Linked DNA regions of Homo sapiens: region 2 is linked to region 1. A link is a loop called in an ENCODE intact Hi-C map of the cell type or tissue named here. Cell type or tissue: chondrocyte. All regions are shown on one strand. Links, peaks and the distances in the headings refer to the core of each region. The heading gives the core; the rest is flanking DNA. Region 1 holds the start of LOC105377144 (a long non-coding RNA gene). Region 2 overlaps EOGT (EGF domain specific O-linked N-acetylglucosamine transferase).

The links. Peaks named below come from ENCODE experiments on the same cell type or tissue, not always from the same donor. Only the 100,000 strongest peaks of a DNase experiment are listed, where the experiment ranks them.
Region 2: it touches region 1 in a loop (2.6-fold over the local background); 4 of 110 quality-filtered maps call a loop at or near these places.

The regions. Positions count from the first base shown.
Region 1 is chr3:66,967,474-66,977,276 of GRCh38, forward strand. LOC105377144 (a long non-coding RNA gene) reads right to left here and starts at 4,945. Exons shown (of 4, transcript XR_940939.2): 1 at 4,872-4,945. In chondrocyte, for the core only: CTCF peaks have their summits at 4,533 (motif pointing right) and 4,751; no DNase peak of the experiment used is centred there.
Region 2 is chr3:68,967,310-68,977,112 of GRCh38, forward strand. It overlaps EOGT (EGF domain specific O-linked N-acetylglucosamine transferase), which reads right to left. Exons shown (of 18, transcript NM_001278689.2): 18 at 7,916-9,803. Among named protein-coding and RNA genes, the nearest start is that of TAFA4, 40 kb to the left of the region's middle. In chondrocyte, for the core only: CTCF peaks have their summits at 5,264 (motif pointing left) and 5,479; no DNase peak of the experiment used is centred there.

The sequences.
Region 1 (9,803 bases), core at 663-8,662:
TCTTTTTTTTTTTCTTTCTTTCTTTCTTTTTTTTTTTTGAGATGGAAGTCTCGCTCTGTTGTCAGGCTGGAGTGCAGTGGCGCGATCTTGGCTCACTGCAACCTCCGCCTCCTGGGTTCAAGTGATTTTTCTGCCTCAGCCTCTCAAGTAGCTGGGATTACAGGCGCACACAACCCTACCTAGCTAATTTTTGTATTTTTAGTAAAGATGGGGTTTCACCATGTTGCCCAGGCTGGTCTCAAACTCCTGGGCTCAAGTGATCTGCCTGCCTCAGCCTCCCAAAGTGCTGGGATTACAGGCGTGAGCCACAGTGCACAGGCAGAAATATATTTCCTATATACACGATGATAAAATAGAAAGCTCTCAAGCTTTAGAAACATGCAAACCTAAAATCAGATCCTGCCTAGATGTGAGGTAGTGATCACATTTTGGTCTCCTCATTTCAGCAAAATAGGGACTGTGATACCTACCATACTTACCATTACCTGGGATGATGTCTGGAGGAGGCCTGACAATTAATAGGTATTCAAATAATTCCTTTTTTCTCCCTTATTTGCATTCCCTATCCCTTATTTTCCATTAATATAAAACAAGATAACAAAAACTTGGCAGTGAAAAGCTCTTTTCCTCTATTAAATTTAAGAAAATGTAATAAAAATTCAGTTGAAAGCTAAAGCTAAAATAATTTTCTTAGTTAATGAAAGGGTTATCTATACTGAGAATAAGTATATATTGAATTTTGTTATCAAGTTCCTAATCTATTCTGGATGTTCATCCAATTTTCTCACAATAGAAAGCATTTTTTTTAAAAGAATAATATTTTCATTATCTTAGGGACAATGAGATTTTATATTCAAAACAACAAAACCCACAGAAAGCTAAGAATAAAGCAAATATATTCTGCACTTTTTCCTCTTAAGTATAAGAAAATCAAGTTTATGAAATTAAAATTATTTAGGTCTATGCAATCAATTTAAATTTGAACAAAGCTAATACAGTTAAGGAAATTACAAGTAGTTTACAACAACTTTTTTTTTTTTTTGCTTACTAGGGTTGTTGGGTAAAACAAAATGTTAATCTTCATTAGAAGGTTCATGTATATTCAAAATTTTCCAGAGTTTTCTTTCAACTATATTTTTAAGACGTTAAGTAGAAGACTTAATCTTGTGGGTAACATTATGGACCATGACAACCCTATTCCTTATATTTCTTCAGGTACTGCTGGTGCTCATTTAAACCCTATAGGCTTAACTCTGAGCACTTTAATTTGTTATATTTCAATTTAATCTGACTTTCCTTGGAAGAAGGTTTAGGATTTTTGCTTGTGATCTAAAATTCTGATAAGAAAGAGGATTCTGCTACCTTTTCTTCTTGAGATGTAAAGAAAGAGAACAGATAGTGTAACTTCAGAATAATAGGATCTTGGAGCAAGAAGGAGACTTAAAAAAAAGTAACTTAGACCAATTCCCTTATTATATTAATGAGAAAAGTTGGGAGACTTAAGGTTCTATTTCAAGTCAATATCAGAGTCAGGACCGGGGCTCAGTCTGTGGTTCAGATGTGGGGGTGGCTCTTAAGGTGTGGGAAAAGTCTAGGGGTAGCTGGGTGAGTTGGGGTCTGCACCTGTGCATACAATCTTGTGTTTCTCTATTTCTTCTGGAAATTGCATGCAAACAAAACACTTGAGAATATCTGCTTTACTGAGGGGTGTGAGGGAGAACTTTATTATTTATTTCAAAATTTTGAATCCATGTTTTAGGGTTCATGCATCTGTTTTCAGCATTCCATGCAAACTTTTAAAATATCTTATTCTATATCCTTTTAACTGTTTTAAAGACAACAAAGCAATAAACCACACAAACAACTAAACGTGTTATATACCAAATGTTAACACATTGGAGACTTCCAATTCATAGTTCTTTGCTGCTAAATTAACTTACTTTTCTGCAGGTCTTTAAATAAAGCAGGAGTCCCAAAGCAAGCGACAACAGGGACCAAGGAGGTAAGACAGCTGAAGACAGTGAGGACTTCTATGAACTGGAGAGCACAGCCCCATCTAATCCAGGGAGCTGATTGTTGCCTGAGGAAATTCAGCACCAGTGTTGCCAGGTCTTAATTAATTCTTTCAAGAAAAGCATAAAACTCTGTATCTTGATAAACTCATGAAAACAGAAATTTAAAAAACTACTTAGGGATTCAGTCAGTGACTGGCTCATTATCACTTGCTCTAATTAACTGCATTTACTAACCACAGGGTGAAAATAGAAAGTCGCATGAAGGTGGAATAGCACAGCTTTAGAAGCCAGAAAGTGCGGGTCAGAATGTTCTCTCTAGACCTTCAGAGTTTCAAGACCATATGCAAGTACTTAACTCAGAAAGACTCAGTCTTCGTCTGTGAAATAGAGAACAACAGTACCACCTTATAGAATTGGGTGCAATTCAAATGAGATAATACATGTACACACTGTGGGATAGTGCCATGCATCTAAAAAACTTTTTATCATCATCATCATCATCATCATTTCTTCATTCATTTTGAAGTTGTTTCTTTATGGCTATACTACAAATAGAGTCAATGTACCATAATCCCATAGAGCAAACAGACAAACACATTTTATGTTCATAAACATTGTCTTTTAATACAAGCATATTGAATGATTTTTTTTTTTTTTTTGAGAAGGAGTCTTGCTCAGTTGCCCAGGCTGGAGTGCAGTGGCCCCATCTCAGCTCACTGCAAACTCCGCCTCCTGGGTTCAGGCCATTCTCCTGCCTCAGCCTCCAGAGTAGCTGGGACTACAGGTGCTCGCCACCACGCCCGGCTAATTTTTTTTGTATTTTTAGTAGAGACGGGGTTTCACCATGCCAGCCAGGATGGTCTGTATCTCCTGACCTCGTGATCCGCCCGCCTCGGCCTCCCAAAGTGCTGGGATTACAGGCGTGAGCCACCGCGCCTGGCCCATATTGAATGATTTTAAAAAACAATTTAATTCTTTAAATGTACATAGAAATTTAAAATTATTGTTTTCACAATTCCTATATGCACATAATATACAAAAACAATATAGCTATAGGAAAAGAAATAGAATGTGGTTTCCCCTGACATAGAAGATTGAATATCATTTCCAGTTTTAGCCATTTATGTAGTAGTTAGCATAACCTGCCTGAATTCTTCTTGAAACTGTGATTGTTGCCGGCCCTAGTAGAATCTGCAAAGGCTATCATTTTAAAATTAACCTTTCTGGACAGGCATCTGCATGTGATTTAAAATTTTTCTTCAACATCAAAATGTAATAATTTGAAAAGCTTTTCTTCTCCCCGATAAACAGCAGATAATCATCTATTTCAACAAAGTTGTTCAATAAAATTTTGTGAATATTAGAAGATCCATAGCCTATCATGGTTTTTTGTTTCAACCGTCATCCACATAGCTACGCCAAATCCACTGAGCTCTACGGGATAATAAGAAAAGGCCCCACCATATCTCACGGAGTTTAGTGTCAATACAAGAAAATGAGTTTAAAAGTTCCAAAGATAACTTCTTTTTAGCGCTTCTGTACATGTAGGTTTGTGCAGAAGACAGTTATAGTAGTTAGTGATTTAATTTTACCAATTTAAAATTACTATCTGAAAAATGGATTCAAAAGGTAGGGATTTACACAGGGTTTTTGCTGTTTTTATTTGGTTTCAACACATTTATAACATTTTTAGGTGAGCTAAAAACTTAGCGCACCTAAAATAAATAAAATTTATTTCCCAAATAAATTTCAGGTGTGCTAAAGATTTAGCACACCTAGGATAAATAAAATTTAGTTCCCAAATAAATATAAATATGTAACACGAATCATCATAATAATTACATAGACATAAACTCTTTCCTTTGCAAGGCTCGGAGGTCAAGGAAACAAGACTTTAGAGACTTAAGTGACACCCACAACATTCAGAAGCTCAAGGGCACTGCAGTAAGATGGAAAGGGCAAGTCAGGGGCTGTTCTGCATCTGTAAACAGGAAGAGCAATAGTCTCCTTATTTCCCCTAAGGAAGTTCTGAAGTACAGCATGTCATCTTTCCCCTAAAAAGGCTCACTAAACTTAGATTTCTAAACTAAACGTCACAGTTCAAAAATTGCTCTGGAGCTTTCAGACTTCATTTTTGTCCAACCTCATGCTTATTGTATAAAAGGACCAATTTCTGAAAAGCCAGACGATAGGGAGCACGGGTGAGAAGAAACCTGCATTATATTGTCAAAGGGCCGACTCTGAGATTGAAATTGATTCCATGAAGTGCACATTCACATAAATATACAAGATCCACCTCGGTTTAGTTTTATTTCCCCACACATCAAAATATCAAAACTCATTTTCCAAAAGATCAAGATGCTCCAAATTTCAAAAAAAGAGAAAAGCAGCCGAGGATGAATAACCTTTTCTATACCACAAAATTACCCCTTGCAAAGGACAACTAGATTCCTTGTCCACACAAGAGAAACGGTTGTTGAGAATGTCAGAAAGAGGAGACCTTTCTTTTCAGCGCTAGGTGGCAGAGGAGAGTCGCCTATGCGTCCAGGCTGTCCTGGACAGCTGTGGTTGACGCTAACGCCTGGCTGCTCTCACTTTCACCTTCTCTCTGGTGTCAAAGAGAAGCCTTGAGGCCGTCCCGACGGCCTCTTCCTTACAGGGGAAACTGCTGTGAGCTGAACACATACCGCTCTTTCAAACCTTTAAGTGCAGCTTAGTTAACTGGTGGAATTAAGCCCACATTGAAGGGGCCTAAATATACAACCCTGTTCTTCAGGTTAGGAGATCACATGTCAAAATATAACCCCAAATTAATATAAGAAACACGCTGGGGGTGCCAAGTGTTGAACTACTTACAGATGCTGAGTCCTGCAGGAAGCTCTGAGATGGCGCCTGTCTTTCTGGCGCGCCCGCAGGAAGAGGTTTCAGCTGAAACAGCCCGCGAGCTTCATTCGAGCTCCACGTGGGGGCGAGACTCCGAGGAGATGTCTGGTCGGATGCTATTGCCATGATCAACTCTCCTTAGTGTTTGCAAACCTCAAAGAAGAGGTTTTGAAGAAGTCTAGCTTCAGTATCCACCCATGCCCATTAAGCCTCATTTTCTGTTACAAAAATGAGGTTAATAACAGCATCTATTTAAAGGGTTGTGAGGAGTGAATGAGATTGCTGACCCATGAAAAGTGCTCTGTATGGTGCTTTCTCAAAAAAATACTCAAATGTTAGCTATCATTATTACCCCTGCCGAATGAGACAGGGAATGGGAAGGTTCTGTAAAATAAAGAGCAGCCTCATGCCCACTCTCCTCGCACCCTCTATGCTTCCTCTCAGCCGGTAGACTCGGTGTTTCTGCAAGCACATCCTGGAATTTCTCCCGTTTCTTCAGTATGTAAAGCATAGCGTCCACAGCTTTATGCTATGCAATCAGATAAAGGTGGGTCTGAAAACTGCCTCTTAGCCATTTACCAGCTATGCAATTTTAGGCAAATTGCCACCTTTCTGAGCCTCTGTTTCTCCATCTGAAAAACTAGGAAAGTAATAAGACTTTTCTCCACAGGTAATTTATGAAAATGAGATGGTGTACTGTCAGGTGCAGAGGAAGAATTCACCAAATGTTAGCTGCAATTAGTAGTATTCGTATCACTATTAACTTTGCCTGGCGTAACCTCCCCATCTAAAGCTGCTTTCTTTAAAGGCTCACTTTAAAAATGTCTATCTGTCTATATGTCCGTTCTCTCATGCAACACATATTCTTGTGTCTCCTTCATACTCTGGGGGATTAAGAAATGAATTTGACATAGTTCCTGAAATCAAGGAGCTGAGTGTCTGGCAGCAGAAATAAGTCAGTCAGGTGTATAAAGTTTTTAATGCAGTGTAGAGTGCTAAGTGGCCTAACAGGCATTTATTTTAAAGATGGTGTTAATTTGGCCAGGCGCGGTGGCTCACGCCTATAATCCCAGCACTTTGGGAGGCTGAGGTGGGCGGGTCACCTGAGGTCAGGAGTTTCAGAGACCAGCCTGGCCAACATGGTGAAACCCGTCTCTACTAAAAATACAAAAATTAGCTGGGTGTGGTGGTGCATGCCTGTAATCCCAGCTACTCAGGAAGCTGAGACGGGAGAATCGCTTGAACCCAGGTGGTGGAGGTTGCAGTGAGCCAAGATCACGCCACTACACTCTCGCCTGGGCGACAGAGCAAGACTCCATCTCTAAAAAAAAAAAAAAAAAAGGTGTTAATTTAACATGAGGAGAATCTAGGAAGGGAGACAATGTGTACCATATACTATTACAGTTAGCAGCATGAAGTTTTGGGTTACGGAGATCTGGGGTTAAATCTCAGCTTTACCTCTTGCTTTTTAAATATCTTTGGATAATTCATTTGTTTATTTTTTTGAGATGGAGTCTCGCTCTGTTGCCCAGGCTGGAGTGCAGTGGCGCAATCTCGGCTCACTGCAAGCTCCGCCTCCCGGGTTCACGCCATTCTCCTGCCTCAGCCTCCCGAGTAGCTGGGACTACAGGCGCCCACCAGCATGCCTGGCTAATTTTTTGTATTTTTAGTAGAGACGGGGTTTCACCGTGTTGGCCAGGCTGGTCTCTGAAACTCCTGACCTCAGGTGACCGGCCCACCTCAGCTTCCCAAAGTGCTGGGATTATAGGCTTGAGCCACCGTGCCTGGCGCGTTAGCCAGGATGGTCTTGATCTCTTGACCTCGTGATCTGTCCGCCTCGGCCTCCCAAAGTGCTGGGATTACAGGCTTGAGCCACCGCACCCGGCCTGGATAATTTATAATATTCTCTCTGAGCCTCAGTTTCTACATCTGTAAAACAGAGATAATTGTAGAGTGTACATGATGGAGGGTGAAGTGATCGTTACATACAGAAATCCACTTAAAATGTGACAGAAGTTTCAATAAAGGTTAGCTCTTATTCATAGTAATAATGTTAATATAGCTAATCTTGTCACCAAGTCTTGGTGCTGGTGGCATTGAATGGTTCTTGAGTTATGAGTAGGATTTCAATACAGGGCTGGGGGAAGGAGATGAGGCAGGAAGGACAGCTCAGAAGTGAGAAAGAAGGCAAAGTCAGAATGAACAGAGGGTGGCTTACTCTGGCTAGGCTCAGTCTGGCCTCATCACACACTAAAATGTGTAGTTAGAACAATCACTTGTCTTGCTTTACCTGGGACTGAAGGGTTTTCTGGGGAAGCAGAACTTCCGGTCAGCAAAAACTGGGGAAGTCTTGGGAAAAGGAGGATAAGATGATCACCCTACATGCATTAGGCCTTTCTTGTGTTGCTATAAAGAAATACCCGAGACTGGATAATTTATTTTAAAAAAAGAAGAAGTAGTTTAATTGGCCCACAGTTCTGCAAGCTGTAAAAGCATAGCACCAAAATTGCTTAGCTTCTGGGGAGACCTCAGGGCACTAGTATTCATGGCGGAAGGCAAAGTGGGGGCAGGCACATTACACGGTGAGAAAAGGAGAGAGTGGGGTGGGGGAGGTGCCACACACTTTTAAATGACCTGATCTCCTGAGAACTCACTATCACTACCATGAGGACAGCACTAAGCCATTCATGAGGGATCTGCCCCCATGACCCAATCACTTCCCACCAGGCCCCACCTCCAACACTGGGGATTACATTTTAACATAAAATTTGGGCGGGGACAAATATACAAACTATATCACTATGCTTCAAGAATTGTGGCTCAACAGACAAGGGTCTTGAAGGCCATGTGAGGGGGTTGAGGCTGTATTTGTAGGCAATAGGAAGCTCTTGAAAGTTTTTGAGGTGAGGAGTGACTATTCAGAAGTGTGTTTCAGGCAATCAGCCTACAAAACAAAGGTTTTGTCTCTCATCCTTGCCCAATAAGTCTCTTCTGCATTGTTCCTTCCACAGTCCTTGGTTTATATCTGCCCTCTCTGTTTATCACACTGTATCTGTGTTAAAAATATATGTGAGTGTCCTCATCATCTTACAATATAATCTCCTCAATGTCAAGATTGGGTCTTCACCATCTTATCTCCATTATGTCTTATATAAGCTCAATATGTATTGAATTAAGTTGAAAGCTTGTGATTCTATACAATACAATATTAATTGACATTTACAATTCATCTCGGTTCAAAATTGAACATCAGGTGTCAGTGTGTCTAGTAATTATTCTTCTGATGACATGGAAAGTCAATCTTTAAAATATTGATTGGGAAATCTACACACAAAATAATCCTCTGTAAATGTAAGAAAGTGTTCTTCTCTTTTCCATGAACATTTCTAATTGAAAAAACTGTTCTTACCCACTCAATTGACCAGTAAATGCTTTGTAGTATGATGTTCTCTTCCCTTTCTGGGCCTGAGATACAGGTTCCCATGGAACCTCGACTGTACCTGTATCTCAGGTAAAGGAGAGCAATTGGTAGAGTTTCCATGCAGGGTTCCAGTTGGCCTAAGGTCATTTTTGAATGCTTACGGGAAAAGTTTGTTTTAGGCACTGATATGGTTTGGATCAGTATGCCAACCAAATCTCATGTTGAATTATAATCCCCAATGTTGGAGATGGGGCCTGGAGGGAGGTGATTCGATCATGGATGCGTTTTTCATGAATGGTTTAGCACCCTCCACGTGGTGCTGTTCTCATAATAGTGACTGAGTTCTCGTGAGATCTGGCTGTTAAAAAGTGTGTTGCACCGCCCATTGGCTCTCCCTCTTGATCCTGCTGCAGCCATGTGACTTGCCTGCTTCTCGTCACCTTCCACCATGATTGTAAGCTTCCTGAGGCTGAGCAGATGCCAGCACCATGCTTCCTATCCAGCCTGCAGAACCATGAGCCAATTAAACCTCTTTTCATTATACGTTACCCAGTCTCAGGTATTTCTTTATAGCAACGTGTGAATGAACTTATACAGGCACTGTCAAGTCAATGAATCAAGTAAAAAGCATTTACACACAGACCCTAACTTATAATGGTTTGGCTTACAATTTTTTGACTTTACAACGGTGTAAAAGTCAGCAACATTATGTATAAACTATACTTTGTGTACCCACACAACCATTCTGACTTTTTACATCATTGCTGTAGTCAATAAATTATATGAGATATTCAATATTTTATTATAAAATTGGCTTTGTCTTAGATGATTTTGCCCAACTGTAGGCTACTGTAAGGGTTCTGAGCATGTTTAAGGTAAGCTATGCTATGCTATGATGTTCAGTAGGTTAGGTGTATTTAATGCATTTTTGATTTACAATATTTTTTTTGATGGGTTTGTCAGGACGTAACCCCATCATAAGTCAAGGAGCATGTATATTTATTTCTATATGTACAGGATTGTGGAAGAAGCCAGGATATATTAATCTGTGAGATAACATAGCATGGTGGGTTTTTTGGTTTGCTTTTGTTGTTTTGCTTGTTTGTTTGTTTTATTTGAGATAGGGTCTAGCTTTGTTGCTCAGGATGGAGTGCAGTGGTGCAATTATGGATTGCTTCAGCCTCAGACTCCTGGGCTCAAGTAATTCTCCTGCCTCAGCCTCCCAAATAGCTGGAACTATAAGTGTGTGCCACCACACCTGGCTAATTTTAAAAAAAATTATACAGACAGGGTCTTTCTATGTTGCCCAGGCTGGCCTTGAACTCCTGGCCTCAAGCAATCCTCCTGTCTTGGTCTCCCAAAATGCCGGGATTACAGGTGTGAGCTACCACACTGGGCCTAGCATGGTGGTTTTAAAGCAAGGATTGTAAGGCCAAAATGACTAGAGTTCAAATTCCAGCTCTGGATTTCACTTTCTTATCTTT
Region 2 (9,803 bases), core at 774-8,773, 2.0 Mb after region 1:
CAGTTTTCGTTTCCCCTCTCTTGGTAGACATTTTCCTACTATCATTGAAAACACTGGATTATGTGAGTATTTCTTTCTGTCTCAGCCCATCTCTAAATACAAGTAGATGAATAATCCCCCCACTAACATGGGGTTAAGAACACATGCATTTTATATAAAGACTTTAGGATAAGGCACAGAAGAACCATTTTTCCATCAGAGCCACGAAGTGGCTATTTTATATAACATGAGTTCACATGTGTGCATATATTTGTATATATCCACATTTAATTTGTCATTTCATCATAGACTTGATGAGCAGAAGTCTAGACAAGATAGTTAGAGCTCAGATAACGTGTCCAAACTCCTCACTGAAAAGCTGAGAATGCTGAGGCCTGGGGAGGAAGGTTGGCAGACAGAGCCTTTTTAGTTAGTGAAGTTCTCAGATGATGTTGATAAAACTACCACAAGGCAAAAGTTCCAGTCCTGCAGCCCTGGAGCATCTGCCAGTTTTCCCAGGGGGGCATCATTTGCCATCTGCTCTCACCCTTCTCACTGAGGGTCTACCTCTCAGACTGTCAACCCATTACAGGGCCAAACATTCTGGGGTTGTAGACCTCAGTGGCCATTGGCATCATGGCATCTCAGATTAAAGTTTGGCACCTACACAAAGGTTTCTCTGGGGTACATGGGCACATGGCCTTGGCTTCCTATATGTCTGCATCTTCTTCCTGCTCTTCCTCCTCTCCCTGCTGCCTTACTATTTATCGAGGCCTTGCCAGATGCCAGGCATTAATTGTGCTTTCTTACATTTCCCTGGGAAGAAGCTCCCCTGACTACACTACCCCTCAGTCTAAAGCGTTTCTCCTGGTCAGGAACATTGTTGAGTTTAGCCTAGACTGGGCATGATGACTCACACCTGTAATCCCAGCACTTTGGGAGGTCGAGGCAGGCAGATGGCTTGAGTCCAGAAGTTCAAGACCAGCCTGGGCGACATGGTGAAACCACATCTCCACCAATAACAGAAAATAAATTAGCCGGGCTTGGTGGCACATGCCTGTAGTACCAGCTACTTGGGAGACTGAGATGGGAGATCACATAAGCCCAGGAGGTAGAGGCTTCAGTGAGCAGTGATTGTGCCACTGTACTCCAGCCTGGGTGACACAGGGAAACCCTGTCTCAAAAAAAAAGTTTAGTCTAAAGCTGCCTTCTCACATATTTAAAGTTCAGCCTAAAGGTTTCTACGTAGATGGGAAACTGTATCCTATGATGGAGGTGTAAACAAATTGTAGCCTACTCTTGTGCCAATCACAGGGGCAATCGAAGGGGGCCAACTGTTCAAACCATGTTAAAACAAGACAAACACCAGGCTGTAACTAATCTGGCTGTTTCTTTACCTCACTTTGGCTTTCTGTCTATCACTTTCCTTTTTCTGTCCATAAATCTTCCACCATGTGGCTGCACTGGAGTCTCTCTGAGCCTACTCTGGCTCCGGAGACTGCCTGATTCCCGAATGTCCTTTGCTCAATTAAACTCTGTTAAATTTAATGTGGCTAAGGTTTTCCTTTTAGCAACATATTCTTTCCCTTCAGGGTACTTCTCTCCCGTTATCCTTACATACTCTCACTTGTGTGATTACCTGACTAATATCAGTCTCCCCTATTCCTTACCATTGTGTTCTCAGCAGAGTGCCTCATACCTGGAATGAACAAATAGCTCCTCACAACCACCTGATGAGGTTGGGTCCCTTAATACCCTCCATTTACAGATGAGAAAGCTGAGGCTCAGTGAGCTTAAGTGGTTTGCCTTAGGTGTACATGTAAAAAGTAGCAGCACGGGGTGCATTTGAGGCCAGAGCCCATACTTTCACCCGTCTCCCACACTGCCACTCCTCATGAGTCTGCAAAACCCCTCTAATTTCTGTCAAGATGTCATCTGCATGCACTTGCCAAACATCACTCACTACCTTATGGAAGACTCTCGGTGGATGTCAAGATGTCTTAATGGGTGAAGCGGGTGTTATCTTCAGGCTAACTTGGGTTCTCTTCCAAGGGTCAGGCACAGATCCCAACAGAGTAAATCCAAATTCTGCTACGATGTCTTACCACAGGGGTCTTCACTTGGACAAGATGCTGTTACCTAAGAAGCAACTAGTCAAGTCATTTCTGCAGGACTCCTGGCTGATGGGTGCTATCAAGTTCCAACAGGAAAGCAGACTTTTACACCACAGACTTTTAAGTGCTATTAGAATTAAACAGAAGGAGGAGGAAGAAAGGAACAAGAAGGAGAAGAAAGACAAAGAGAAGGAGAGCATATTTCCCAGCTATGGCCCTTTTCACTACTTTAAAAGCAAAACCATCAAAGAATGGGCACCTTTCTATGGGTATGACTTTTATCCCCTTGTCCTCTAGATTTATTGCTTGCACCACGTAGCTTCCACCATAAAACTCTTCTTTCCAATAGACTGCTATCTGAATATCAAGAGCAAGACTCTCCAGTAACATATAATCTAGTAAAAAGTAAATATGATAGAATAACAAAGCGATTTCTGAAGGCAATTTATTTGCATAGAGATACCTGAGAGGGAAAACCAAAATTCCATCTCAGAATCTGGTAATAATGTACTATGAGATGCTCCATCATCACATCTTACTTCTAATTTTACAGAAAAGCAGTTGTAGCAACTGGAAGAAAACCTCTCAGTCTCATTTCTGCAAGGTGAACCATAAACACTTCTAAATGCCTCATGGGTAAACTCTCTCCCAGCACATTGCTGAATATCACTTGAATATTTGAAAAACGATATGTAGACAAAGATATTTTTCTAGAGGATTTACATTTTCCCATCAATGTAGAATTGCCCTTGCTGTGAATAAGTACTTGCTTTCTTTTCTCCCCATTTTCCACGTGCCTTAAGGGTTTGAAGGGTTGCTATGGATGATGTTTACTTGTTTCCTTAGTTTTTCCATTTTCCTCCTCATCCTGCCTTATTTTAGCTGGCTTTCAAATGTTAATCCTGGCCTTTCCCTGCCTCACCTTAGGTCTGTTCAATGTGTCCCTAGTACTACTCTCATTTCACTAGTCACCTGCTTCACTAGTCACATGGCTATACCACTTTAACTTCGGGTTTTCTTCTGGGACTTGCAACAGTCACCTTAAACTTCATCCCCTACCTGCTGATTCCTCATCCAATGGCCTTATATCAAACTGGCCTGATTTTGCTGGCACCTTTACTTAACACTGTGCCCGACTTGGATTTCCACCCAAGACAGGAGACACTTCCGCTGAATTGTGTCCTTGCCATTTACTCTCCAGATTTCTCTGGAAACTACGATTACTTTTTGCCTACTCTTGTCCTGCTGATTGAATGACCTCAGCTTGAGAGGCAACAACACAGTGATGTAACTGGCTGGCATTCAACTTGGAGTAAGACAACAAAGGTCCAAATCCCTCAACCTTAGTTTGCTTGCATCTCCATGGTGTAGTATGGGGAGAATAATACCTGCAGTGTTGGCATTGCTGTAGCAGTGAAGTTCTTTCAGATTGTAAGGATGAGCTAATCCAATCCATAACCTAAATGTACTAGCAGCTTCATGGATAACTGGAAAGTGACTCATAATTGTACCCCATAGAGGAGGAACCCCAGTAGCTCAGATCTGGTGTCTTTGTCCCAGGAACTTTGGCATTCTCTTTGCACCTCACCTTCAAATGTCCCCAGCAGAATGGCTCTGGATGGGTCATTTATTTACCGTTTATCTCGCAGCCTCTTGATTGAATAGACTTTGGCTCAGCTGTTGATTCCTGGTCCAATTAACAAGAACCAGGTATCACAGTTGATTTAACTCAACAAATAAGATGCAACTGACCAGAACAACTGCATGGTGAAGGCACTGCCTGGTCCCCCTTTCCCCAGAAGGCGGCTTTAGCCATGGCAAATGCTTAGGGTAGCCTGCCTGGAGTGGGATTCTTGCAACACCAATCCTCATACCTCTTGAAGAAAAGATTCCATGGTCAAATAAACTTGCATACAGTGCATATGACATCTTCCTGTTTAGAGATTCACAATGCACATACATCAAAGGTGCTGAGAAGTCCTGCAATAAACTTGCTTTAAATTGACTTAAGGAAGCATTTATCAAATAACTATTTATATATTTAGAGACCGAGTCTCGCTCTGTTGCCAGGCTGCAGTGCAGTGGCGGGATCTCAGCTCACTGCAACCTCTGCCTCCCAAGTTCAAGCGATTTTCCTGCCTCAGCCTCCCAAGTGGTTGGGACTACAGGTGCATGCCACTATGCCCAGCTAATTTTTGTACTTTTAGTAGAGACGGGGTTTCACCATGTTGGCCAGGATGGTCTCGATTTCTTGACCTCGCGATCAGCCTGCCTCAGCCTCCTAAAGTGCTGGGATTACAGGCATGAGCCACCACGCCCAGCTGTAACCCATTTTTTTGTGGAACATCTTATGGACACTCAGTGGAAGATACTTTGGCAAATTCTGGCTTAGACCTCATGAACTGTCTATTGCCACCAGCTTCATCAGTGTCTCCAGAACAGCAGTTCCCAACCCCTGTACATCAGAACCACCTGGGGACATTTAACAAAATATAATCAGCCAGACTGTGCCGCTAGGTATTCTGATTTACTTGGTCTGAGGAGAGGTCTGGAGATCAGAATTTAAATGCTCCCCAGGTATTAGACCTTTAAATAATAACTCTATATGTTATAGTACAATAATAGCATTTACTAAACATGTTTTGTGCCAGGCACTAAATAAGTGTGACATTATTCTTTTATTTTATCCTTATATGAACGCTGCCTAATGTATATTACCACCAATCTACAAGTAAGAAAATATAACCTAGAAGACCAACATAAAGAAATTTGCTCTGAAGAAGAACTGAAGAGATCATGTGCCATCTATAGATCCTAAATAGAGCTAGAGTCTTCATCAAATTCTCTACCAAGTCAAAAAGAATGCATTCCCCTAAGCAGCTTCTGTCACTAGAAATAATCTTCTGGGGACCAAGTGCTCTTCCCACAAGATGATCAGGAGATACTATACAGGATCCAGCTATTGGCGGCAGCTAAGCAATTCCACACTTAAACCTGAAAACGGTCCGTTATCATTTTCCCGCCTTCCCTCAAATCAGGAATAACAAAATCCATCACACTCAGAAGCAAGGCCTTACTCCTAACACTCGGGTGCCTGGAATCTACAATGAGATTCAGACACAGGCTTCAGACCACCCAAGAGGCCATTTGGAAGGGCTTGACTGCCACCTTGTGGTCCTGTGCACTACCAGCCAAGGCGAGGGCACACAACCAGGGAGAAACAAACCGTGAGCAAACTGCTCTAACCCACTTCTTCTGTTTTGACAAGAATGGTTATAACATCGTTTGACATGTCCCAGTAAGCCGAAAGAGAACAAGGTATTAAAGTATTCTCGCAACAGCCCTTGCTTGGGAGTAGGTTATTTTAAACAATTGCTTTCTCCAGGGCAATCATACCTGAGTTGATTTGTGTATATGCTCCTAGTTTAGAAAAAGCAAGTATTTTCCGTATTTTCTCTCTACTGACTAGGTTTCAAAAAAGAACTATTTTGGGCCAAGAGTGGTGGCTCACACCTGTAATCCAAGCATTTTGGGAGGCTGAGACCAGAGGATCTCTTAAGCTCAGAGTTTGAGACCAGCTTGGGCAACATAGTGAGACTCTATCTCAACAAAATATGAAAAATTATCCGGGCCTGGGGGTGCATGCCTGTAGTCCCAGCTAGTTAGGAAGCTGAGGCAGGAAGATCACTTGAGCCCAAGAGTTTGAGGCTACGGTGACCTGTGATTGCGCTGCTGCTCTCCAAACTGGGTGAGAGAGAGAGACCTGTCGGAAAACTAAAAAACAAAACAAAAAATTCGTTTTTTAACGGCAAGAAAAGGCCCAACTCCAGGACTGTTTTTTCCATGTTCTATATCCCCCAACTAATTTCTCCCTTCTCTTTCCCTCCCTTCCTTCCTTCCTCCCTTTCTTCCTCCCCGACCTCCTTCCTTCCTGCATTACATGTAAACATCCCTACCTAACTCAAAATTCCTTCACCAAGAAAGCCCTATATCCAATCCTTCTGCTACTGGCTGTGTGACTTTGGGCAAGTTCCTTAACCTCTATTTAAACATCTTAGAACGGTTTTTACATTTTTAAAAGATTGCAGGAGGAGGGCAACAAATAATAATACGCAGCAGAGACCATATGTGGCCCACAAAGCCTAAAATATTCAGTCAGCAGTACACGGTATCAACTATAAGTATTCTTTAAAAACAGACATTCAATCTGAATCTTAAGGAGACTTTAGATCCAACTTTCAGTTGACAGGAAGCAGGAGGGAGAGTAAGACAAGCTAAACGGCACCTCGGCACCACCTCACCCGCTAGTGAATGTGCCGCTGAGATCCCCTTCAGACTGAAGCACTCAGTCCCCAGATTGCTTGACATTTGGCTGCTGATGGGTCACAGCTGAGCTCCTCACCAGGCCTTGCCCTCAGCTGAAGGAAGTGGCCTTGCTAAGGCCCCACCCCTCTCTGGGATGGCCCCTGTTTGAACTTACGTGCATTTCTTGCCTCGTGCATTTCTTGCCTCATTTGGGGACCTCACTGAAAGGCCACTCCAGCCCTACAGCACCCCGCTGAGGCCTCACCTGGCATTGCCCCTCAATTTCTCCCTCTGCCCAAGCCTGGACCCCTTACACCCTCACAGGTGTTGATCGTGAGAACCTTCCCCCCAAAAACTATCTGCATTCAAATCTCCATCCCAGAATCTGTTTTCCTAAGACATCCCTCCACACCCTATTCTCAGCGTAACAGCTAGAGTTAGTGTGTTAGAGATAAGGCAGGTCTTTACTACTTTACTCAGATCCCTTCAATGGCTTCCATCTCATCAGAACCTTGCCATCTACACCCTTGTTGCATTATCTCTTGACTTTGCCTCCTACTCCTCTGCCCTTGATCACACCAGCCACACTGGCTTCCTTGCTCTTCCTCAAACATACCAGGCATGCTTCTGCCTTGGGGTCTTTGCACATCTTCTTCTAGCTTCTTGGAATGCTCCTTGTCCAGTTATCTGCATAACTCCATCCCTCACCTCCTTCTAGTCTTGAGTCAATGAAGGCTTCCCTGACCCCCTACTTAAGTGTGCAGGACTCCACCCCACCCCAGACTCCACATCCCTTTCTTTGGTTTTCTCCATAGCACGTATCAGGATCTGGCACACGGTACATCTTATTGATGTTATTTAACGTCTGTCTCCACCAGAATGTAAGCTCCATTATGTTGTTTAATGTCTGTCTCCATCAGAACGTAAGCTCCATGAGGGCAATAACTTTTATCTATTCTTTGCTGTATTCCCAGAACTTAGAATAGTAACTGATACAAAGTTGCAGCCCAATCAATATTTACTAAATGAACAAGTAAATAAACGAATGGAAGACTGTGAACATGGAATCAGAAGAAGGCTTGTGATCTTCAGGGAAGTCCCATAACTTCCCTAAAGTGGAATGGAAGACTTCCCTAAACGAATGGAAGACTGTGAACGTGGAATCAGAAGGCTTGTGATCTTCAGGGAAGTCCCATAACTTCCCTAGAGTGGAATGGAAGACTTCCCTAAACGAATGGAAGACTGTGAACGTGGAATCAGAAGGCTTGTGATCTTTAGGGAAGCATTCTTCACATGAAAAACAGGAACCATAATTCTTATGTCATTTTGGTAATGATTATACAATATAACATTTATAGAAGCATCATGTAATAAACTGCTAAATAAAAGGCATTTTTGATCAAACTGAATTCTTCATCAGAGAGGTACTTAATTTTTATAATCTAAGAGCTACCAGATTGCCAAAAAGGAAGCACAGAAACATTCAGACACAGAAAACCTTAAAAATGGTTCTGATATTCAAATAAAATATAAAATGATTTATTCCAAAGCCATACCCAAAACATACAATGAAATACATCCCTGTTAAAGACTTAATAAAAAGAGCAATCTTTACATTTTACAATTTGAAGACCTTCTGTTCCCACAAAAAGTCTCATAAAATTCCATAAAGTGTCAAATGTATTTTCCTGTTTATATAAAATGTATTCTCTCTTCAAATATAGCCGTTTTATTATGAAATTGTTCTCAATTTCTGAAATTCTCAGTAGTCTATAGTATCCCATTTTCACATGCTTCTTAAAATGAGGTAAGAAGACAAACGGTGAAACTTTTTTCAGATCATTTTTTCAGAAGTCAATGCCTTGCTGATGCAAAGCGCAACATGCTTTTGTCATCCCTTTCATCTGAAATATTTTCCCAGTGGTTACTCAGTATTTTGCACACAAAAAACAGTTACAATACCTGCCACTTAAAAATCCATAACATGTTGTAATTCTTCTTATGTGATTTTAAGGTCTGAATCAAAGCCATTGCTACAGTGATTCACTATTTTCTTTACAGGTATTTTAATAAATATTCCTCAATTCTAGAAGACTGTTCCAATCCTTTAAAGTGGGGGTCAGCAAACGTCTTCTGTAAAGGTCCAGATATTTTGTTTTGTGTGTCATTTTTCTGATGGATATTTTTTACAACTGTAAAATATTTTTAAAAAATTATTTAGCTATTCTGTAATTTGTTACTCCATTATTTTAAAAAATAGAAGTAACTAGTCTCTAAATCAGACTACTCAAGTGTTAATAAAATGTAAACTTCACATTGTGCAGTAAAATAAATCCATGGTTTCTGACTACTAAATTGAAAGTTCATAAGCAGTAAGAAATGAATCCCACTCAAAGAGTGGGGCTACATTCCAGATATTCTTTTTAATCAATGACACTGTTTTAGAGCTTCTTTTTCACTTTCATTGAATAAGTCACATGTCTTTAGTTTGTTTTTTCTTGGTCTTACTTTTCACAGGGAAAAATTCTCTTCATGAGGCTAATTTGAAGTTTTTGAAATTAAAGACTGGAATACTTTCATGCTGACAGAGGTAGACGCACACGCACTGGTATATGCAGTTACAAATACTCGCATAAAATGGAAACCATTATTTCATATATAAATTAATTAATCACAAATGCTCTCCATGGCTAAGAAGGAATCAGTGGAAACCAGACAGAAGGTATGCAAGACAGTCCTACAGAATGTTCTAATTTGCTTTTATCACATGTAGTTGCTACATTTTAGGAAAACATGATTTAAATATGAAACATGTAATATAAATTAATATAGTGGCATGATTTATTCAGGTTCTCGATGCATATAACCTGGAGGTGACTAAACGCTGATCTATAACATGGTCCTATAGCTTGGTACTGAGAATCACAACTCTGCGTGTGTGTGTGTGTGTGTGTGTGTGTGTGTATGTTTTGCATGTTTTCCTTTCCTACCACAAACAGTGTTATAACCAGATTATGGCAAATAAAAGAACAGTTGTAAATTTACCCAAATATATCATAAACAAGTTGGAACACTCTGGAATTACAGTCATATGATATTCTACAAAAATATTTACAAATTCTAAAGCTGAAAAAGTTGAAAACTTTGGTATTCCTAAAAAGAGAAAGTTCAGGGCCATGCGTGGTGGCTCACACCTGTAATCCCAGCACTTTGGGAGGCAAGGTGGGAGGATTTCTTGAACCCAGAGTTCGAGACCAGCCTGGCCAACATGGTGAAACTCCGTCTCTATCAAAAATACAAAAATCAACTGGGCGTGGTGGTGCACGCCTGTAATCCCAGCTACTTGGGAGGCTAAGGCACAAGAATCACTTGAATCCAGAAGGCAGAGGTTGCAGTGAGCTGAGA